Linked DNA regions of Homo sapiens: regions 2 and 3 are each linked to region 1. A link is a loop called in an ENCODE intact Hi-C map of the cell type or tissue named here. Cell type or tissue: endothelial cell of umbilical vein. All regions are shown on one strand. Region 1 overlaps CEP55 (centrosomal protein 55). Region 2 overlaps CYP26A1 (cytochrome P450 family 26 subfamily A member 1). Region 3 overlaps MYOF (myoferlin).

The links. Peaks named below come from ENCODE experiments on the same cell type or tissue, not always from the same donor. Only the 100,000 strongest peaks of a DNase experiment are listed, where the experiment ranks them.
Region 2: a loop joins it to region 1, with 17 times the contacts of the local background. A loop is called at or near these places in 14 of 110 quality-filtered maps.
Region 3: it touches region 1 in a loop (9-fold over the local background); 2 of 110 quality-filtered maps call a loop at or near these places.

Annotation. Positions count from the first base shown.
Region 1 is chr10:93,508,104-93,516,103 of GRCh38, forward strand. It overlaps CEP55 (centrosomal protein 55), which reads left to right. Exons shown (of 9, transcript NM_018131.5): 5 at 7,302-7,452. It also overlaps the pseudogene RNA5SP323. Among named protein-coding and RNA genes, the nearest start is that of CEP55, 15 kb to the left of the region's middle. RefSeq lists a silencer at 3,249-3,543. In endothelial cell of umbilical vein, no CTCF peak of the experiment used is centred here; DNase peaks (open chromatin) are centred at 3,378 and 7,408.
Region 2 is chr10:93,077,235-93,085,234 of GRCh38, forward strand. It overlaps CYP26A1 (cytochrome P450 family 26 subfamily A member 1), which reads left to right. Exons shown (of 7, transcript NM_000783.4): 7 at 1-651. The coding sequence ends at 70. Among named protein-coding and RNA genes, the nearest start is that of CYP26A1, 7.3 kb to the left of the region's middle. In endothelial cell of umbilical vein, a CTCF peak has its summit at 3,207 (motif pointing right); no DNase peak of the experiment used is centred here; H3K27me3 peaks cover 191 bases.
Region 3 is chr10:93,354,393-93,362,392 of GRCh38, forward strand. It overlaps MYOF (myoferlin), which reads right to left. Exons shown (of 54, transcript NM_013451.4): 28 at 7,060-7,165; 29 at 5,441-5,586; 30 at 2,283-2,456; 31 at 1,236-1,344. Among named protein-coding and RNA genes, the nearest start is that of MYOF, 120 kb to the right of the region's middle. In endothelial cell of umbilical vein, a CTCF peak has its summit at 3,481 (motif pointing left); a DNase peak (open chromatin) is centred at 3,479.

The DNA of each region.
Region 1 (8,000 bases):
CTCTAGAATTTGGTATGAGGTTATTTTAGTTATACAGTAAAGCTGTATTATTGCAAACTGATAAATGGATTGGTGGGTTTTATTGGGAATGGAATAAATTGAGGACACAGGACTGCTACTTACAGTGTATTTTTTTCAAGTTTTAGAGATATGAAGTATAAAGTTTCTGACTTAAGTATTAGGTCAGTATGTTGGTATTTTGGTTCCAAAAATATTACTGGCATGTCTATCCTGATATAAGCATGTTCTTAAGATTTCTGTTTTACTTCATCTATCAAGTATCCTTTGAAGTCTTTTTGATCTTCAAAAGAAGAATTTAAATCTCCTGGATGTCTAGCCAGGTGCCAAGTACTCTTATCAGAATACGTAATTTACCTAGAGGTAACTGGAATGAAAAGGAAAAGTTCTATGTCTTATTACACTGAAGTTTGTTATTCTATGTATATCCATACCTATGCATTAGATGCACATATTTAGAAATATCTTACACAGCTCCTGCATTCCACTTTATTTACTCCACCTGCACCACAATGGCTTTCCAGCTACTCCTTGAATAAACCACCTTTTCTCTTTCTGTTCCCTCTGCCTGGGACACTCTTCCCCAGATATCTTCATGATTTCCTCCCTACCTCATGCAGGTTTTTATTTAAATGCCACTTTCTTGGGGTTGGGGGAGGACAGAATGGGGGCTGCCTGACCACTTTGTCTAAAATTATAGCTCCCAGACAATTCCTATTCTTTTCTCCTGCTTTTCCCTCCTCATCACATTCTACAGCTAAATTTACAATCTATTTAACTTCTCTTGTTTAATGTTCAACCTTTCCATCAGAATAGAAGTCATATGAAGGAAGGATTTTTGCATGTTTTGTACATTGCTATATCCTCAGTGTCTAGAACATTTGAAAGAATGACTGGATGGAATCTTGGGAAGTTTCTTGAATTTTACTGGTGTCTCTTCTAGAAAAGTACCTGAAAATAGATGCCATTATCTTAAGCTTACATGTGCTTTTTAGGCATCTCAGTGCTAACTGCTTCAGATATCACCTGAGGGTATTTTTAGATAATGATGATTCTTTTTTATGAAATTAACTTTGAAATACTACATATGTAAGCCCAAGCTTTTTGTTCTATCTTCTCAGCTTATTTAAGGGTCACATTGTGCTTGTCTCCTCTGTCTTAGAAAGGCGTTTATACAAATGGGGTAAAATTTAACCCAACTCTTCTACAAATGGTGGTCTAGACTGAGCAAGATTCACAGACTCTAATATACTAGGTCTGGGGTAGTGCCTGAGTTTTCTGCATTTCCAGTAAACTCCTAGCTGCTGCTGCTGCTGGCCCTTGGACCACGCTTTGAGAACCATTAACATTATTATTATTATTATTATTATTATTATTATTTTGAGATGGAGTCTCACTCTGTCACTCAGGTTGGAGTGCAGTGGCGCGATCTTGGCTCATTGCAACCTCCGTCTCCTGGTTTCAAGTGATTCTCATGCCTCAGCCTCCTGAGTAACAGGGATTACAGGTGCGTGCCACCATGCCCAGCTGATTTTTGTACTTTTAGTAGAGACAGGGTTTCGCCATGTTGGCCAGGCTGGTCTCCAACTCCTGACCTCAGATGACCCACCTGCCTCAGCCTCCCAAAGTGCTGGGATTACAGGTGTGAGTCATTACACCCAGCCAGAACTTATATTTGAGGAGCAAGAAGTGGTTTAGCTCTGGTTTTCCCTTTGGAATTTCAGCAAATCTTTGAGACCAGGGGGAAAATTGTAGTTGGAGGACTTAGGGAACATGGAAAGAGACATCTCACTTCTTGCAGCACCGACACTGGCACATTATTTGGCTTTTGAGAGCTCAGCAGTTCTAGTTCCATCACCCTCTCAAAGTTCGCAGAAACTTCCTGTAGAAGCTTACCCACGTATTTTCAGAATTAGTATTTGTTATATTTAAATAAGCCCTAAAAGCTACGTACAGCTTCTTTAGGCCCAGTTGTATCATTGTTCAGTTACCATTTCGCTCTGGCCGACAGTTGAAATAATTACGTAGAGTTAATGTCGTAAGCATTGTCAAATGTCAGTACTTTTAGTATTTATTTAAGCATTATGTTAGTATAAACTAGACAAACCAAATAGCCAAAAGACAGTTTTAATAGGCGTTTCTTGCTCTTAAATTCAAATATCCGAATTTTAAGCATAGAACTTAGGGAAGATAAATAATAATTGTTTTAAAATTATTTTGTCTGCAAACATTCAAATTAACAGAAAAGTTACAAGAATGAGTATGATAACATATAATAACATATAACGCCCATATCCCCTTTACTAAAATTCAACCGTTGTTAACATGTTACCCCATTTTGCACTCTGTTTTTCCTCTTTCAACCCTCACCCACACACATATACATGTAGTATTTTTTTCTGAACCATTTGAGAATGAATTGTACATATCCACAGCCGTTTAAACCCATATACTTCAATGTGTGTTTGTTCTCCCATCCAAGTACTAAACAGACTCAACGCTGCTTAGCTTCCAAGATCAGCCAAGATCAGGCGCGTTCAGGGTGGTATGGCCGTAGACTTCAATGTGTATTTCTTAAGAACGAGGATACTCTTGCCCACAACTATAGCACAGATAGCAACTTTAATAAATTTAACATGGATACAATACTTCTATAATCTACCATTCCTACTGCAGTTTTGTCAATTGACCCACATTTTTTATTCCTCCAGTATAGGCTAACATTTTAATCTACGTTGGTTGGAATTTTTGTCTACAGAATATTTAGTGGATTCTTGTCAAACCTGGGCGAAGACCTTTATAGCATTCCACAGGACTTTTTTTTTTTTTTTTTTTGAGACAGAGTCTCACTCTGTCGCCGAGGCTGTAGTGCAGTGGCACGGTCTCAGCTCACTGCAACCTCTGCCTCCCTGGTTCAAGCGATTCTTCTGCCTCAGCCTCCAGAGTAGCTGGGATTACAGGCACCTGCCATTGCGCCTGGCTAATTTTTTTTTATTTTTAGTAGAGACGGGGTTTCACCATGTTGGCCAGGCTGGTCTTGAACTCCTGACCTCGTGATCTGCCTGCCTCAGCCTCCCAAAGTGCTGGGATTACAGGCGTGAGCCACCATGCCCGGACTCCACAGGACATGTTATTTTGCCCACTTTTGTTCTACATTTTTATTGGTAACTTGGAGGAAATTGTTAAATGCATGCCTAACAAACGTATAGATGACACAAAGCTGGAAGGCATATCTAATGCAATGATGTTTGACTCTAAAAACTCAAAACTAATACAATCAATATTTATGATAGCTATCAACTCCGTGTATTGATACTGATAGAAAGCCGATGCACACAGTGAGAAGAGGTGGCATAAGGAAATGTTTATTGAGGGAACATCGCCATCATGTGGCCTTTTAGAATACTACCCCTTGAATCTTCAACTAACATGTATTTTTGTTTCTCATACTTAAGTGATGTATGGTTCCTTTTTTTTTAATTAATTAATTTATTTTTTTGAGATGGAGTTTCGCTCCGTTGCCCAGGCTGGAGTGCAGTGGCACAATCTCAACTCACTGCAACCTCCACCTCCTGGGCTCAAGTGATTCTCTTGCCTCAGCGTCCGGAGTAGCTGGGACCACTGGCGCCCGCCACCATACCTGGCTAATGTTTTGTATTTTTAGTAGAGACGGGGTTTCACCATATTGGCCAGGCTGGTCTCGAACTCCTGACCTTGTGATATGCCCGCCTCGGCCTCCCAAAGTGCTGGGATTACAGGCGTGAGCCACTGCACCCAGCTGGTTCCTTTAAAAGAAAAGAAAAATAAAATAAATAAAATAAAATTGGGCTGGCGCAGTGGCTCACGTCTGTAATTCCAGCATTTTGGGAGGACAAGAAGGGCAGATCACCTGAGATCAGGAGTTCGAGACCAGCTGGGCCAACATGGTGATACCCCGTCTCTAATAAAAATACAAAAAAGCTGGGCGTGGTGGTACACGCCTGTAATCCCAGCTACTCGGGAGGCTGAGGCAGGAGAATTGCTGGAACCCGGGAGGCAGAGTTTCCAGTGAGCTGAAATCATGCCACTGTATTCCAGCCGGGGCCACAGAGCGAGACTCCGTTTCAAAAAAAAAAAAAATTGGCCGGGCTCAGTGGCTCATGCCTGCAATCCCAGCACTTTGGGAGGCCAAGGCGGGCAGATCACCTGAGGTCAGGAGTTGAGACCAACATGGTGAAACCCCATCTCTACTAAAAATACAAAATTAGCTGGGTGTGGTGGCGCATGCCTGTAATCCCAGCTACTCGGGAGGCTGAGGCAAGAGAATCGCTTGAACCCGGGAGGTGGAGGTTGCAGTGAGCCAAGATGGCACCATTGCACTCCAGCCTGGGCAACAAGAGTGAAACTCCGTCTCAAAAAAAAAAAAAAAAAAAAAAATTTCATGACCATTTAATTTTGACTTAAATTATTTGTATTAAAATACTACTTAAATGTGGACAAATGTAAAATTTAGTATAAAATTAGGTATCTTTAGTATCTAACACACTATAATTTATAGGTATTTGGATATACATGTGCATTGTGAGTCATACAGTGCTTCCTCTCTTATCAAGTAAATTTAAATCTGATCCTGGGTTTCTCATGAGTCCTTTCTTTTGAAAGATGCATAGGTTCTGAGTAAGAACCTCACTGGGGATGGCAGTGGAGCTGAATAAGAGAGTGACTACTGCAGCCTGTTTTAAGATAGGCCAAGAATCCTAGCAATCTTCTCAACTGTACTAAGTTCACTGATTATTTTTCCCAACTTTTATGATTATTTTTCCCAATTTTTATTACGAAAAATGTCAAACATACACAAAAGTTAAAAGAAAATACATTGAACAATCATATATCTACCACGAAGTTTCAATAAGACAGACTCTTTAAATCAAAAATCAAATTACTACAGTGAAAACAGCCATCCACAGAGCTTTACACTATTGACGATATATAATACAAAATGGATATACAATATCTCCACTTGACAAATGGACTCTTAAGCCATGTAAAGAGGACTACTGTTCCCTAATGGATGCAGAGAGAAAAGTGTCTGGTAAAGTGGCTGAGGCTCCTGGGCTAAGTCTTTGATTTTAGAGACTGTTTCTGTCTTCCTAATTCATTTGCTAATTCTATAGCAAACAGACACTGAAAATCCTTTAAGTGCCATACCCAGGAGCTTTGCTCAAGAGTTTGTAGGGTGCTAGTAGAAAGAGCCTAACAAAGCTTAGAGAAACTCTCTAGACTTAATAAGAGTTTCCATACATGTAGATCTTTCTGGATATGGGACTCAATCAATGTCTTTAAAGGATGGAAATTCTTACCGGAAAGCAGTTGCCCTGATAGACACCCAAAACCTTTAAGCTCCTTATGTCCTCTTCATTGTGGAACTAGAGGTCTGGAAAGAGTGGCTGCTATAAAAGGAAACACTATATTGTATTGTCAGATTGAAATTAAATAGAAGAATTTTATCTATGCATAATAGATCATTTTAAGAGCTACTGTGTTGTTCTCCAAATAGTAATCAGAAATCTGTATTCCACTCTTGAAAAAATGAGCTTTGCTGATACTGTTATAGGTTCTTCGAAGTTCAGATTACTATGAGCTCTGGATTTATAGCAAGTCCTCTGGTGTGAAATGAACTGGTTACAATCCCTGCCATACAAAGCTTCTGTCTTCACATGGCCTCATTCTCTATGTATATCTGTGTGTCTGCTCCTTTTTATAAGGATACTAGTCATTGGATTTAGGGCTCACCCTACTCCAGTATGGCCTCATTTTAACTAATTGCATCTGCAAAGCCTCCCCCTCCCCTTTTTTTTTTTTGAGACGGGGTCTCACTCTATTGTCTAGGTTGGAGTGCAGTGGCGCAATCTTGGCTCACTGCAACCTCCGCCTCCCGCATTCAAGTGATCTGCTACCTCAGCCTCCCAAGTAGCTGGGACTGCAGGTACGTGCCACCATGCCCGGCTAAAAAATAGAGACAGGGTTTTGCCATGTTGGCCAGGCTGGTCTTGAACTCCTGGCCTCAAGTAATCCGCCCGCCTCGGCCTCCCAAAGTGCTGGGATTACAGGTGTGAGCCACTGCCCAGCCCACAGACCCCATTTCTGAATAAGGTCATATTCTGAGGTTTCAAGTGGACATGAATTTTGGGGGACATTATTCAACTCACTGTAAGTATGAAACCCCTATACAAACAGGTGAGTGACGGCAGCTTGGAGTTTTTAATTGGGTTATAAAAGATCATATAAAGGATGAAAGTTGGTAGTAAAGAGAGAAGGTAGCTGTTAAGTTTGATCCTCTAAAGAAGACACTGAGATGATGTTAGGAGTGCAGACGGTTTATTGGGGAGCAAGATCTGTGCAAGGAAAAAGGAAGTAGTTATGCCAGGGAGACCATCAGACCATGATGAAAACCTAACAAGGTCTCTGTCACCCCATGGGGGGCTCCAGAGCAGAGAGTGCTGAAAAGCAGAGTCCTCGTTGGGCAGCAATAGTTAGGCACTTGTTCAGTTGTTGGCTGGGGCCAATCCAGCTCAGCTCAAAAGCTGACAGGGACTTGAAGGAATTAACAGATGGAGGCTGTCAGCTAATCAGCTAATCACTCACCATGCAGCTGGGCAGAGATCCTCTTTTTTTTGTTTGTTTTTTTGAGAGACGCAGTTTCACTGGAGTTTCCAGGCTGGAGTGCAGGGGCATGATCTCAGCTCACTGCCACCTCCACCTCCCGGGTTCAAGTGATTCTCCTGCCTCAGCCTCCTGAGTAGTTAGGATTACAGGCACGCGCCACCATGCCTGGCTAATTTTTGTATTTTTATTAGAGACAGGGTTTCACCATGTTGGCCAGGCTGGTCTTGAACTCCTGACCTCAGGTGATCCACCACCCTCGGCCTCTCAAAGTGCTGGGATTACAGGCGAGAGCCACCGCACCCAGCCAGCTGGGCAGGGCTCTTGAAGGGGGATTCTGAGCAGTTCATCTCCATGTCTGTCATAAAACGTGTTTTAGTTTACAGAGAATGACATATACGCACACACAAAGCAAGTTGTGTACTGAAAAAAGCAAACAAATGAACTTAATCCCACATAAACTACGATGGTGTCATGTTGTTATGTATTCTGAAGGCATGTAACATAGAATGGTTGCCCAGAATTAGTCTATGAGCCATAGAGTTTTTGTTGGAAAAGACTACATCACTTGGACTCTCTTGCCCATTTTAAGATTTTGTTTTTTTATTTTACTGTTGATTTTCTTTCATCTTCCCATTAAGGCTCTGGAGAAAAATCAGCAGTGGCTCGTGTATGATCAGCAGCGGGAAGTCTATGTAAAAGGACTTTTAGCAAAGATCTTTGAGTTGGAAAAGAAAACGGAAACAGCTGCTCATTCACTCCCACAGCAGACAAAAAAGCCTGAATCAGAAGGTACTGACTGGTATAAAAATGTTCTCTAGGGATAGGCCTGACATTTTCCAAAAGGAATGATTCATCAAATTTAGATTTTTATAGATATGTGTTAGAAAGTAAAATAAGAGCAAGTCTTATAGCCCTGAAGTAAGAAATACCATTTTTGCAAGTTTTATTTCCTAACGTTTTCAGATCAAAAGAAAGTACCAACACAGGCTAATGGGTGATCTTTGGCAGTTCTGAAATCACATTCAGTTCTCTCTACCCATGAATGTCCTTCCCCTTTTTCAAAGTCCTTCTCCAGCTTTTACTTCCCCCAGAGTTGGCCTTGTCACAATTCTCTTTTCACTTTGCTTCCCTTCAGCACTTATTCATATCAACCCCAGGAGAAAGAATGCCTTTTTTAGATGATCCTTAAATCATTTGAACTTCAGGTATAGAATTGAGATGAAATTTCTCATTCACGATGCTGTCTTTTTGCCAAGCACTTTGCAGTTTCCCTTACATAGATCTTAGTGGAGTTTTAGAGCAACCCTAAGAGGCGGGGCAGGAAAGGTCAGTATTCT
Region 2 (8,000 bases), 430 kb before region 1:
AACCAGTCCCACCGTGTATCCTGTGGACAATCTCCCTGCAAGATTCACCCATTTCCATGGGGAAATCTGATGAGCTTGAATGTTCAAACCTGAGACTTATTGGAAGTGTACATATGAGTTTTTAAGGAGTGTTGTGTTGACTTTATATTTAATTTCTAAATGTATATTATAATATTTATGTGTTTTGACTATACTACCACAATCTTTAAATATTAAAATAATGAATTTGTATCATTTCCAAATAAAGTAAAATTTGAAGGTACTTTTCTGGTATTTTAAGATTCCTGTTGGGTAAAACTCACCAGTTTAGTATTTTCTTAGTGTATTTAACCAGATTTTACAATGCCTACCTGGACTTATTTGTCATCTTTGCATCTGTTTTCTGTGAGAAGAAATCTTAGCTGTTTTTTATGTTAACAGTTATTAGAAAATATATGTCTGTGTGTGTTATTCCAGACGTATCTCTGTAAATTCTTCTACAGTCACTTAGATTCCCTATTTGGAAAATTGATCCAAGTTAATTTAATTTTTTTTTGGTTTGCTGTACTTTAGGGAAAGATGAACCTGAAAAGGTAACACTGAGAACTGTCACTCTAACCTCTCCAGCTTATCTAACATGTCATAAACATAATAAATCTGTGTTGTCCAATAGTGCCAGAACTGTTCTCTGAAGTTACGGTTTTAGATAAGACAAAGCCAGTCACTCCAGTTATGGACAGCTCTTGACTAAAATGAGACCAGAAATCATTGGCGTGTCACCTTTACTTAGAAGTTGCATATGGAAACAGTATTAGGAAAGGCGCATCTCTGGTTAAGATAAGCTGAGCCCAGGTTTTCTTTATTCAAAATGAGGCAGGAGGAGCAGATTTAGCAGACTGACAGATAAAGTTTTTATCTATCCCAGGCAATAGGGTGTGAGCCTGACATGACTGATAAAATGGCCCAGTCATGACCCTGTGAACCTTGGCTAACCTCCGTGAAAGCGCAGTTTTGTCACATTTCTGACCCTGGCATAGCCACAGTCTGAACTGAAGGCCAGACTCTCAATCCAGAAAGGTTAGCCCCAGTGACTTGCTTATGCAAGCACATTTTTGGTTTTGGAATGGCACAATCTGCTCACTGAACCTCTGATGACTTGTAGGTTTCAAACTTTACATTTTTCATTACAATTTTAGAATTTGGCAATACTGCAGAAACCAGGTGGTCTAAATAGGTGTTTGAAAAGTGTTCTGTCTACAGTTACATATTCTACCTGACTATAGTTTTTTAGGTAGAACTTGGGTTGTTCTTATTGTTGGACTGCTCTGAATTTTAAAGGATGTTTATGTAATAACTCATAATGCCGTTAAAAAATGAGACATTTCAGGCTATGTAGTTTCAGCCAAAGCTTTAGTGTACTATAGTGTGCAGAGATGACTCTTCTACCCCTAACATTTTTCCTGGACATTTCCAGCTAGGAGCATGCTAGACTGAGGGCATAATTATTTCAGATAATTTCTACAAAGGCATTTTTAAATTTTATTTTATTTATTTTTTGAGACAGAGTCTCACTGTGTCACCCAGGCTGGAGTGTAGTGGCACAATCTTGGCTCACTGCAACCTCCGCCTCCTGGGTTCAAGCGATTCACCTGCCTCAGCCTCCCGAGTAGCTGGGATTATATATGCACACCACCATGCCCGGCTAATTTTTATATTTTTGGTAGAGATAGGGGTTCCACCATGTTGGCCAGGGTGGTCTTGAACCCCTGACCTCAGGTGATCCACCCACCTTGGCCTCCCAGAGTGCTGGGATTACAGGCGTGAGCCACTGCACCCGGCACAAAGCCATTTTAAAACAGCTTTTTTTTTTTTTTTGAAACAGCCTTGCCCTGTAGCCCAGGCTGGAGTGTAGTGGTACAATCTCAGCTCACTGCAACCTCCACCTTCCGGGTTCAAGTGATTCTTGTGCCTCAGCCACTTGAGTAGCTGACACTACAGGCGCATGGCACCATGCCTGGCTAATTTTTGTATTTTGGGTAGAGATGGGGTTCTACCACATTGGCCAGGCTGGTCTCGAACTCCTGACCTCAAGTGATTCATCCGCCTTGGCCTCCCAAAGTGCTGGGATTACAGGCATGAGCCACTGTGCCCCATCTAAAAGAGTTTTAATACTTTTCATTCTTCTGGAGGACAGCTGGCCTTTAAAACACTATCTTCGCTGACTTAGTGGCTCTGTTTCTCTGCGAATGTAGTGCAGTCGGAAATCTGAGCCATCTTAACATATCATTCATTTTTTAATCTGGGGAGCTTCGAGGAAAGTGCTTCTGGTTTGCATTTCCCAGGGCTAGATTTAGCCCAATTATCCTGATCAGTTACAGAGTAGCAAAGAATTCATCTTGAAAATACGTTAAAAACACAATCTTTGATCATGTGCTTTGTGCAGAGGAAAGGCAGTCTGGAAGCATGTGAGCAAGGCTGCTGTCTTGGACAATGGGCCTGGGTCACATCTCTCTGGGTCAAGTATGTTTTATGGCACAGTCACCTCTGGGCTGGTGTCCACGTGATGGAGAAATGATGTAGATTTGGCCAAAACTGTGGAAGGAGGGGACATGACCCCTCTTGGACTCACTCTGGAAAATGACCCTTCGGGCTCCTAGCAGCATGGTGTAGCGATAGGGGTGCTGTGCTGTCCAGGGCTGCTGCGGGTGGGCGACCAAGCTGGTGCCCTCTGCTTCCCCTTGCGCAATGCCCTTGGCCCTTGCTGCCTCCCATGTTCTCTTCAATCAGGACTGTGTTGCCACCAACCACAGACCACTGTCAGGACTGAGATGTGAAAGCCTGAGGCTTCAGCATTCAGAGGGATTGGAGCCTTTACCTAGCAAGGTCCTTGGAGGCCCAGAGACAGACTGTAGTTTTCCTGGGGCCACACAGGGAGTGGCAGAACCAGGAAAGACCTCCAGATGCCATTTTTTTTCTTTCTTTTTTTAAACAGCTAATAACACTTGCCCGATTTCTAACTCGCTGTTGCCAGACATAATCCAGGGGTCTCAACTTCCTAGCTTCCTTTTATGTCCCCTGCTACCACTCCCGTGCCAGCACAGATCAATTCTCTTGCAGGTCCCCAGAGGTGGTTGGTGAAATGGGAGCGCTGAGAGGAGGTGGCTGCTCCCCGAGACTCCCTGTCTCCGGTTGGGGTTTCAGTGCTTTTTGCACCCTGTTACTCTCCAGAGATCCACAAGGGGGCGGGCTTCTCCCTTCTATGCCAGGCTCAGAGGCCAGTGGTTTTCCCCACCAGTGTCCACGAATTCCAGTGTACAAGACTCTGGCCCAGGGCTTGCTTTTACCCCGGACAGTGAGAAGCTACAGGCCACCCAGGGCTTAGCAAGTACTTAGCACCAGGTCTGGTCAAGGCTGCCTGGCCCCTCTGGAAGGGGTCATCCCAGGCTGGGCTGACCTGCGCGTCTTTCAGTTCCTGAAGCAGCCGCCAACCCTTGGTGGTCTATGGGGTCAGCGGCCCAGGTTTCCAGCATTGCCCCCACACTGCCCACGTGTGGCTTATGTTGCTTTCACTCTACCTGGAAAATCGCTGTCAGTTTTGAGGGAGCAGGGAGCACAGTTTCCAAAGAACGCGGGCAAACTAATCAGCCTTCGGATGACCGCAACCAGGTGCGGGAGCCACCGCACAAAAGCACCTAGGGAGGAACGAGGGACGTATAGGGAGGTTGCGGTGGCTCCTTTAGACAGTCAAAGGGCTGCTGTAGTAAACACAGGTTCAGACCCGTTCTGAGGGACAGAGCATGCTCTTAGGAGGGTAAAGTAGGAGAGAGATGCTGGCGCCATGTAAGGAAAACATTCTGAGACAACTCCAGCCCTTTGGTGATGAAACAGGCTACCTTGTGAGAGGGAGAGAGTGAGCTCTCTGTCAACAGAGGCAGCCAAATACAAAGCTGGATACCTAAGCCGCCACAGAGATCAAGACATGGAGGGTGAGCTTGGGTTAGATGACCCCCCATCCCCCTTCCAAAATTAAACAGTTGTGAATCTCCGAAATGTGATTCTGTATTAATTCAGTTCCTCAGATACCCACTTTGAAATGCCTGGGGCTGTGGAGATGGGACATCCCCACGTCCTATTCCAGAGGCATTCAGCAGTCTTTGGTGATCATTCTCCCAAACCTCAGAGGCAGATGTGGAAGTGGGAGCCCAGATATGTGACCTCAGAAAGGCACCAAGTGCCCTGTGTTGACTGCCCAGGGACCTCTCCCCTGCCCTGTGACTTGGTGTTTCCTGCTCCAGGTCCTGTGTCTGCTCCAACCACCCCTAGTTCCCCCAACCTGCCCATGCTGACCATTCGCTTGACCTGGCCTCTGGGGTCACATCCTGCTTCCTTCCCCAGTCCTCCCCGGGTCCCCATAATCCCATGCACTGACATTGTCCTCTACCCATCCCAGCTGTCCTTTGTCTCCACCTCCTGAAATGTGCTGGGAGGCAGGAACTGTGTCTCATTGTTCTAATCTTATACATTTAGTCCATTTTCACATACCTCTCCAGCCTCCCCTGGAATGTACATGTAGTAGGTGTTCTCTGGAAGAAATACTTCTTGGGGCCAATTGACACCATTTACCTTATGTTTCTCCAGCTTACATGGTGCCATGTTTTTCTTTGAAAAGTGAAACTTTCATCCTTGAAAAATCTCAGCGGCCGCAAGCATACACGGCTGTGGTTTAACAGCATGTCACATTCCTGAAACCGACGCTCCACGGGTATTTGACCAAACAAGCTTTCCTTCCTTTGAAGTAGAGTCAACTCGAGTTAGAACCCTGAGACAGGGATGAAGATTCAGCCTGGGACTGCATGGTGGGTTTTCTGGGTGAGACATATCATGTTGCAATATTCATAACCACGCACCCTCAGCACAGAAGCTGCCCCACACTGTAAGATTTCTCACTGCTGCTGAGCCCTCCCTGGTACGTTGAGGAGTTAGAAACCTGTTCACGCCTTTAGGATGGTAGATGCTTCAGGATTTTTGTTTGTTTGTTTTGTTTTGTTTTTTTTGAGATGGAGTCTCACTCTGTCGCCAGGCTGGAGTGCAGTGGCACGATCTCAGCTCACAGCAACCTCCACCTCCCAGGTTCAAGCGATTCTCCTGCCTCAACCTCCCCAGTAGCTGGGACTACAGGGACGCTCCACCACGCCCAGCTAATTTTTGTATTTTTAGTAGAGATGGGATTTCGCCATGTTAAGAAGGATGGTCTCAATCTCTTGACATCGTGATCCACCCGCCTCGGCCTCCCAGAGTGCTGGGATTACAGGCGTGAGCCACAGCGCCGGGCCCTGCTTCAAGATTTTTATCTGAAGTCACTAATGGGTTCACTTAAATGCATTGTGAAAAGAGGACCAGGTGCTTTGCTTATAATAGACATGTGACAAAACAAATTTGTTAAGTACAGCCAAATCAATTCATTGACTGGTTCGTTAAGTACAGCCATATTGTCCAACACAACAATCACTTAATGATAGATGGGGGCATTCAGTATTCCAAAATTGAAAGTTCATTTAATGTCAGGTAGTCACAGACTTTTAGGGCCGTAAAGGAGGACAGGTCATCTGGCCCCTCAGTTTACACCTGAGAAACCCGAGGTTGAAAGAAATTTTAGGTTACAACAGAGAATGTGCCCAGCACACTGTAGGACTTGACCCTGCTCTCAGTTAAAAAAAAAAAAAAATCAACTGTATTGTTTACTTATATACGTGTCAGGGAAAAAAATGCAGGTTAGCAGACTATTTGAGACCAAATAGTTCTTATTTGTCATGATACTGCTGAGAGTGTGTGGACTCTGGGAGGTGTTTTGAGAACTTGGAATTTTGTGGCCTCAGAGAATTTGACACAAAACCTGGCGGAAGGTACAGATTGCTGGCATTTATGGTGGATGTGGGGGCTGAGGTCTTCACGTTGGTAGAGCTGGACTTTCAGATCGTTTGAGCCCCTTCTACTAAACAGCAGAAAATGGGTTTTAAAGGCAAAAGCACTTACTTATGAGAAACAGGGGTTCTTAGACTTTATGAGGCATCAGAATCATCCAGAGGGCTGGCTTAAACAAAGATGATTGCCCACTCCAGAGTTTCTGGGTTGACCCAAGAATTTGCATTTCTACCAAGTTCCCAGGTAATGCTGATGCTGTTGGTCCGGGGACCATACTTTGAGTACCATTGGTGTAAAGGCTTCTCATCCGTGAGTCAAGGATCACAGACTTAGGAGGGCTGGCAGATAATATTAACAAGTAATGTTAGCCAGGTGGAGAGACAGTAGGATATGGTGGGCGTGCTGCTGATGTGGGGACCACAGGTTCCCTCTAAAGTGGGCAGTTGCTGCTCAGTGCTGACCTACTCTTGACCTACAGGAATGAAGAACTCGGTTTGAAACTCTTTCGGTGTTTCAGGAAGTGCTAGAAATCCAGGTTTACATAAGGAATGTGTAATGGGAATATCCTGTTTTTTAGATGTTGGTGGCTAATTACCTTTTTAAAAACTGTGCAGGCAAAATAAAACTTGTTTGTGGCCCTGCTGGTGTCCAGTTTGCAACTTCTTGGGTCTTCGATCTTTGGAGAATTTTTAGAGTGCTTGATCAAAAGTGGCTTAGCTGAGTGGGTCTGTTTCAGAGTCTCTCATAAAGTTGCAGCTAAGATGTGGGCCAGGTTGCAGTCATCTGAAGTCTTGACTGAGGCTGGAGGGTCTGTTTCCAAGATGGCTCCTTCATATAGCTGTTAGCGGGAGGCCTCAGTACCTTGCTTTGTGATTCTCTCCATAGGGCTGCTGGGGTATCCTCATGGCATGGCACTTGGCTTTCCCCAGAGCAAGTGATCAAACAAACAAACAAACAAAACAGCAAGATCAAGCCCTCAATGCCTTTTATGACTTAGCCTTGGAAGTCACACTTCTTCATGTCTACAATATTATATTGATTACACAGGTTAGCTGTATCCAGTGTAGGAGAGAAGCACACAGGGCATGAATGCCAGGGGGCGAGAATCACTGGGAGTTATCTTGAAGGCTGGCTGTCATAGTGAGTTTTGTTTTGTTTTGTTTTTGTTTTGAGACAGGTTCTTGCTCTGTCGCGTAGGCTGGAGTACAGTGGCGAGATCAAGGCTTACTGCAGCCTCGATCTCCTGGTCCCAACCAGTCCTCTCACCTTGGCCTCCTGAGCAGCTCAGGGCCACAGGTATGTGCCACCATGCCTGGCTAATTAAAAAAAAAAAAAAAAGGTAGAGACAGAATGTCCCTATGTTGCCCAGGCTGGTCTTAAACTCCTGGGCTCAAGCAATGCTGCTGTCTTTGCCTTGCAAAGTGTTGGGATTATAAAAGTGAGCCACTGTGCCTGGCCCATAGTGAGGTTTTTTGGTTTTGTTTTGTTTTGTTTTTGAGATGGAGTCTCCCTCTGTCGCGCAGGCTGGAGTGCAGTGGTGTGATATCGGCTTACTGCAACCTCCGCCTCCCAGGTTCGAGCAATTCTCCCTGCCTCAGCCTCCTAAGTAGCAGGGATTATAGGCATGGGCCACCATGCCTGGCTAATTTTTGTATTTTTTAGTAGAGATGGGGTTTTGCCATGTTGGCCAGTCTGGTCTTGAACTCCTGACCTCAGGTGATCCACCCACCTTGGCCTCCCAAAGTGCTGGGATTAAAGGCCTGAGCCACAGTGCCTGGCCCATAATGAGTTTTTCACTGGTTGTATAGACTCTTCCCCTGACTTCTCTTTAAGTCATTTTCATCTTGTTTCTGAGTAGTCCTTGATTTCTACTATTTTCATTGTGACTTCTCATCCATAGACACTTACAGTTATCGTCAGAAAAAAACATGTTACAGAATTTCTCAGCTGGATGTACTCTATGGGGTCATCTAGGACAAAGTTGCAAGTTGGAGACTCTCGGGTAGAGCCTGAGTGAGCAGTTGAAGTTCTTCTGTTTGCCAAAGTTTTCAACCAGCCAACTTCATTCATTTATGTTTTCAGGCCTCTGAGTCATCTGA
Region 3 (8,000 bases), 150 kb before region 1:
ATTTTTAAAAAATACTACAGTAAGCTCAATGCAAAGTGTATCAATCAGGAAAACATTACCTTTGTTATAAACTAACTGAATTTAGGGTACTGCTTATCATCACAGACCTTTAAAATGAAACTGGGTCTCCAGCAGCTATAGAAACGGGGCTTTCTATACTACTTCAGCATCAGATCTGGGAAACAGTTAACATCTAAAAGATTCTTTGACATTTCAAAATATTCATACTCCTTTTATTATTATATTCTCTCTGTCTCTATCACTCACACATTCACTCTCTCTCTCTCTCTCTCTCTCTCTCTCTCTCTCTTTGTGAGATAGCAGAGCATTATGATTCCGTGCACAGATTCTGGGAGCTCTACTACCTGAGTTCAAATCTCTCTAGTGCTTACAAGCCATAAGACTTTGGGCAAGTTATTTAATCTTCCTGTACCTTGGTTCCTTCTTCTGTATAACGGGAACAATAATAGCACCTACCTTACAGGGTTGTTAAGAGGATTAAACAAGTTATAATATGTACAGGTCCTAGCCCATGCTAAGACCTATATAAGCATTTGCTAATATTATTGTAGAGCAGGTCTGTCTCATTCCAAAAATCCTGAAAATTATTATTGAAATCAACCATTATTTAAATTTTGGTGCCTTTTTTCCTATAGTTAAAATTTTAATTTTGGGGGCTTACTAGACAGAATGAGCACATATGAGATAGACTGTTAATATCAGTGATCTGACCACCCTTCACCTTATATGTGATATGGTTTTCAACTGTAGTTTTAAAAACTCCTTTCATCAAGGATGAAAATGAAAGTCACGTTTGCATGAAGAGATTTTAAAAATCATATTCAGTGATTTGAAGAGTTTCCTTAAGATAAGAGTTACAGAAGTGGAATTCACAAAGTCATGTTTAAAATTCACTGCTGGCTGGGTGTGGTGGCTCACGCCTATAATCCCAGCACTTTGGTAGGCCAAGGCGGGTGGATCACCTGAGGTCAGGAGGTCGAGACCAGCCTGGCTAACATGGAGGAAATGCAAAAATACAAAAAATTAGCCAGGCATGGTGACGTGCGCCTGTAGTCCCAGCTACTCAGGAGGCTGAGGCAGGAGAATTGCTTGAACCTGGGAGGTTGCAGCGAGCCAAGATCGTACCACTGCACTCCAGCCTGGGTGATAGGGCCAGACTCAGTCTTGAAAAAATAAAATAAAATAAAATAAATCAAAAATAAAACAAAACTCACTGTCAAAATTGCAGGAAACAATGGGGGTGTTTGCTCCGAACACAGTGGTGGCACTGTGCTTCTGTTTCTCCAGGCTCTTCTCATCCCCATCTTCGGTAGTGTCTGCCCCCTGAAGTCAATTAACAGAGTCAATTAGCAGAGAAGTCAATAAACACTGCCTAAAAGCAAATCAACCAACCAAGAGGCAAGAATAACAAATGGAATTCTAGCTTTTTAAAGATGTTATCGTGCAAACACCCCATTTTTAAAGATGAATAAGTCCCAGGATAGCAAGTGACTTCCCTGAAGTCGCTTAGCTGGAAAGCAGCCGAGCAGGAAGTGGGAGCCAGCCCTCCTACCTCCAGTCCAGGTTTGCCAAACCCTGCTACTGAAAGAAAGGGAAAAAAAGGAAAAATGTAGAGGATAAACAGGGAGTAAAAGGATGGGATAAGGAAGAGAAAGAGCAGCAGCAGCAGAATACTGTGGGGTCAGAGTGCAGAAATACAAACATAGGCTGTTGGGAAATGGCTCCTGACCACCCTATTGTTTTAGATCACCCACTGCCATTCTCCTATTCCTTCCTTCCACCTGCCTGCTTTTTCCCCCGACTTCTTTACTGTGCTTCAGTATGTTCTTCCGTATTGCTCTCTAATTTTGTGAGCTAGACTTCTGATTTCCTCCCCCGACATCTGTATATTTATGAATATACATATGAATATTTTGTTGAACAGTTGCAGTTTCCAAGATGTGATTCAAAGAACTTGTGCCTGGGATGTGAATAGGTGTCACCTGAAACAAGGGTCCTGGAACAGATATATTTGGAAAACACTAGGTAAAGCAGGTGTGTAGACAGCAGTATTTCTTAGAACACTCCTGTGTTAATGGTCTATTCGTTCTACACGAGGTATTGAGCACCCAGGATGTGTGGCTTTCCCTCAACCTGTTAATATTTGCCATCTTATAGTACCAGGGTTACAGGGACCTCTATGGAGTTGGCAGTGCTGTATCCAACACTCATATATTTTCTCTACACCAATATGATCTGCGCTCTGGCAACCTAGTACTTACAAGGGCACCTTCAAGTTTAAAGATGGCAGCTGCACCATGTGTTTCTGAAGGAGCCATTTTTCTCCTCCAGCGTCTGCGGCGGAAGGTATCTGAACTACGTTGTTTCCAGTGAAATTTCCAGCCAATTAGAGAAGCATATTCCCAGCCCTCTTGGTCTTGCAATTCCTCCATGGCCTAAAACAGAAGTAAACATGTTAATGATGACGATGATGATGATGATATTCCTTATTTTGATAAAACAGGTTATATGATCAATCAACAGATACACAGTATTCAAAATCTACTCTGTGCCAAGTACTGAGCTAGAGTCAGGAATACAGAAAAGAAAAAAACAGACAGGACCTCTGCCTTGCAGAGCTGATGGACTGCAGGAGTGCAGAGAGATAACCAGGCAATGACAGCACAGTCGTGGACATACCCTCAGGAGGTGCACCTCATTCAGATTTGGGGGTGGGTGAAGCAAGTGGATTCTTTCTCAAATTGCTTTCTGTTTCCTCACTTCATTATTTCATAAAAATGTTGCTATTGTGATATAGTTTGTAAAACATTAGTATCTCCATTTTACATATGTAGGAAAAAAATTAAATGCCCCCTCCCAGGTTTAAATGTCTTGCCTGAGCTAATAGCTGCCATAACTGATAATTAAGTGATCAGAATATGTTATTTCTGTAATAACTAATAACAAATTCGTGTGGTACTTTTTAGCTTAAGAACTATTGATTTACCAGTGGTATCAGTTTTCAATGTTATATTCTCTTCATTCGACAAATATGAGTGCCCACTGTGTGACAGGGATCGTGTTAGGGGCTGAGGACACAGTGAAGAAGAGATAGGGTCTTTGCTTTCATGCAGCTGACATTTTCATGGCAGAAGTTTGATTTAAAATCTTAAAAATATGACTGGATTTAATAAACGTAAAACAATGTGGAATAATATTCAAGACCTGAGAAGTGAGAGCTCCATGTGGGTAATTATTGTTGGGTCTATTTTTTCACTTTAAATAAATGTAAAATGCAGGTTAAGCATAATCTTGTACCTGACCCTCTAGTAACATAAATAGTAGCAGTGAAAAATTTCACATAGCCAAGAGTAAGGCAGGTTAGGAAACATGATCAAAGCCTCAGAAATACTCGTTAGAACTGGACCATATCCTGAGCCTTCTAACTGATGGCTCAGTGTTCTTCCCGCTTCAACTTGGTGCCCTCGTGTGGAAGAAGAGCGTTCAAGCACCTTCAGAAACTTCTCACCCTGTCAGACGGGGATAATTAAACAATAGAGAGACATTCATTAAACTAAAGAGCTTCTACACAGCAAAAGAAACTATCATCAGAGTGAACAGATAACCTACAGAATGGAAGAAAATTTTTGCAATCTATCCATCTGACAAAGGTCTAATATCCAGAATCTACAAGCAATTTAAGCAAATTTACAAGGAAAAAACAACCACATTAAAAAGTGGGCAAAGGACATGAACAGATAAATCTTCAAAAGAAGACATTTATGTGGCCAAAAAACATGAAAAAAAGCTCAACATCACGGATCACTAGAGAAATGCAAATCAAAACCACAATGAGATACCATCTCACACTAGTCAGAATAGAGATTATTAAAAGGTCAAGAAACAACAGATGATGGTGAGGCTGTGGAGAAATAGGAAAGCTTTTACACTGTTGGTGGGAGTGTAAATTAGTTCCACCATTGTGGAAGACAGTGTGGCGATTCTTCAAAGACCTAGAACCAGAAATGCCATTTGACCCAGCAATCCCATTACTGGGTATATACCCAGAGGAATATAAACCATTCTATTATAAAGATACATGCATGCATATTTTCATTGCAGCACTCTTCACAATAGCAAAGACATGGAATCAGCCCAAATGTCCATCAATGATAGACTGGATGAAGAAAATGTGGTATATCTACACCATGGAATACTATGCAGCCATAAAAAGGAACGAGATCATGTCCTTTGCAGGGACATGGATGGAGCTGGAAGCCATTATCCTCAGCAACCTAACAGAGGAACAGAAAACCAAACACCGCATGTTCTCACTTACAGGTGGGAGCTGAACAATGAGAACACTTGGACACAGGGAGGGGAACAACACACACTGGGGCCGGCGGGTGGAGGGAGCGCATCAGGATAAATAGCTAATGCATGCTGGGTTTAATATGTAGGCGACGGGTTGATAGGTGCAGCAAACCACCATGGCACACATTTACCTGTGTAACAAACCTGCATGTACTGCACATGTATCTCGGAACTTAAATTAAAAAAAAAAAGACTCATTCATTCATTAGCTCATTTATTTGACTAGATTATTTACTGGGAGCATATTTCTGAGTTAGCAAGGAGGATACAAAGATGACTGTGGCTCCATCTTTGCTTCCAGAAGCTCACCATCTAATAAAAATAATGTCATAGTGCCTACCGGAGTTACCCATTCTGTGGAATAGAGAGAGTTCCTGTTTGGACTTAGCCCGGGTTCCAGCACCAGCTTTGTCACTTACTAAACACTTGGCCCAGAGCAAGTCTATTTAAACTCTGTGAGCATTATCTATAAAATGAGCATAAAATCCAAACCTTACAGAACATAGATGATGCATACTCAGTACCTAGCATTATAGAAAGCCACTTCTATACATGCCACTTATTATTGAGTGTTACTGTTCTATTTAATTTATTATTATTCCATTTAAAGCTTACAATACCCTAATTAAAAGGCATAGATATTATTCCCATTTTGCAGATGAGAAAGAAAGGGAAGTCAGGGTTTGAATCTTTACACATCTTGTTCCAAGTCCTGACCTATTACTACTACTAGATTATGCTGCCAAAATCATTTCCATTTAACACCTCTGTAGCAGTTCTCAACATTTAGCCTGCCTGGGAATCACCTGGATGGTTTGCTGAACTACAGATGGCTGGGCCTGCCCCCAGGATTTCTAAATCAGGAGGTTTGGGGTGGGACAGTTCTAACAAATTCCCAGGTGATGATGATATTGCTGGCTGGGGTGGGCTCACTTTGAGAACCCTTGAGTGGAGTGTTAGGCTCTGGATTTGCAAATAATTTCTGCAGAAATGGCTAGTTAGCTGGGACTTTGTAGTCAGGAGGGCAGAGCTCCCCAGTCCAGCTCCCTTCCCTTGCTTCTCTTACCCTTGCGGTGCTTGAAGCAGTCTGTGTTAAATCTTTCTTGCGTTTTCGGACCAGCCTTCGCCGTCTATGAGTGTGGTACATTTTCTCTGCTGCAACCCAGGATTTGGGCTTATGATCAGGAGGAATGGTGATTCCATATTCCCAGCCTGGAACAGAGTTTGTGAATGGTTACCCAGAAGAGATGCATTTGCCAGATCACCAAATAAACCTCGAGGAAACATTTGTTCACTCTCCCTGCCCTCAGATGTTCTGTACTATCATGACCGAATATGTGGCTGTTTTCACTTTGCTGGGTTATTCAGCCAAACTGAATACAGCCTCATTCCCATTCAGCTCCTCAAAATGCCTCCTTGGTGGCCATGTTCTCCCCTACTTTTATGCTTCCAGTCATTCATGGTAACTGAGTGCACTTAGGAATAAAGCACAGTTCAAGAGGCAGGAAGAAACAGCAGGTAAGCGTGTGGACTGTGCGGTTGCACAGCCTGGGTTCAAATCCTAGCATCGCCACATGTTGGCTGTTAACTAAATAAGTTTCCAGCAAGTTGGTAAACCTGCCTATGGCCCAATTTCCCCACTGTAAAGTGGGATTATAGGGTTACAGTATTTTAACACTATCAAAATGACATATGCAAAGCATTAGGGCCATACTTAGCACACAGCTATTGCTCAGTCAATGCTAACGATTATTCTGAGATCTGGTGTGTGCATCGAGATCAGTGAGGAGCTTATAATTGATTTGAAATCTTCTGGGTCAATGCCAGTTCTATGCACCATGCATAAGGAAAGTAATGAATCAGATTTTCTCTTTTGAGAATTCCAAATGCTATTGTTCACTTAACTTTAATTATGGTTCAGAAAAAGACAAATATCAGAAGCTATATCAGTAGTCTGCATCATTGCTGCATAGGAAGACTTTAAGGGTAGTTTACAGTTCTCTTTTCTGCGTCAGGGGGGCCCTGAATGTGATGTTCCCAGGGAGGTTATGGGGTGTGGTTAGAATAGAGAAAATCTTGACTCCAGCTCCCTCCCAAATTCTCATCCTGGATCCCCAAGCATCTCAAAACCTGACCAGTTGGCCCCATCACCTGATGTTTTTCACTCTTAACACCCCCTGCTCACTTAGCACTTGTCCATACACTTGCCTTTCCCTTGGATTCTACATTTGGTTAGTCACAGACGGTACCACATGACCCAGATGCCACAGACCAGCGGTCCCCAACCTTTCTGTCACCAAGGACCGGTTCCATGGGAGACAATTTTTCTATGGACAGGGTTGTGGGGTAGAGGGAGGATGGCTAGATTCCCATGAGGAGCACACAACCTAGACCCCTCTCACGTGCAGTTCACAATAGGGTTCGCACTCTTAGGAGAATCTAATGCTGCCACGGATCTGACAGGAGGCAGAGCTCAGGTGGTAATGCTCACTTGCCCGCCGCTCACCTCCTGCTGTGCGGCCTTGTTCCTAAAAGGCCATGAACTGGTACCAGTCTGGCCTGGGGGCTGGGGACTCCTGCCATAGACCAACAGAAGTGAGGCCCCTCCCTCCCAAGGAAACTTTATCCTGGTTAACCAAGGCCCTGCTGCAGAGCCCCAATCAGGTCACAGATGTACAATGTTACCTTTCTCATCCACCGCTCGATTTATGTCATAAGACCATGCATCATCTTCCCATTCCCAACCTGGAGGACAAGTCAACTCGCTGGGTGATGCTGCTTTATCGCCGTTCTTACAAAACAAAAATAAAAACAAAGAAGAGAGGTAAGCCATAGTGTCAGTAAGAGGCAAAGGGTCCAATATAGTTCCTCATTTAACTATGGCATTCACACCTTTACTTAGATACCATCTTAGAGATCCATTTCACTCAGAAAAATCTCTAATCTTTATTTATTCACAACTGCTAAATAAAAATTAGTTTAAACTACCTTTTGTTTTTACTATTAGGGAATAGTACTAGGTTCAATCATGTGAAATTGCTGTTGTTATAGGTCAAAGTGGTTGAATCTCAGCAATTTCTTATGGTTCAACTTAATATTATGAAATGGTGCAACTCTCTTTATGAGGGGTTACATGGGATAGAACCCATCAGAGAATGGGTAAAACATTCAAGACACATGGTTGTTTGTTTCTTTGTTTTGAGACAGAGCCTCGCTCTGTTGCCCAGGCTGGAGTGCAGTGGCGTAATCTCGGCTCACTGCAACCTCTGCCTCCTGGGTTCAAGCAATTCTCCTGCCTTAACCTCTTGAGTAGCTGGGATTTACAGGTGTGCGCCACCATGCCCAGCTAATTTTTGTATTTTTAGTAGAGACAGGGTTTCACCATGTTAGCCAGGCTGGTCTCAAACTCCTGACCTCATGATCTGCCCACCTCGGCCTCCCAAAGTGCTGGGATTACAGGCGTGAGCAACCACACCTGGCCTGTTTTTGTTTTTTTTGAGACAGAGTTTTGCTCTGTCGCCCAGGCTGGAGTGCAGTGGTGCAATCTCGAGTCACTGCAACCTCCCCTCCCAGGTTCAAGCGATTCTCCTGCCTCAGCCTCCCAAGTAGCTGGGATTACAGGCACC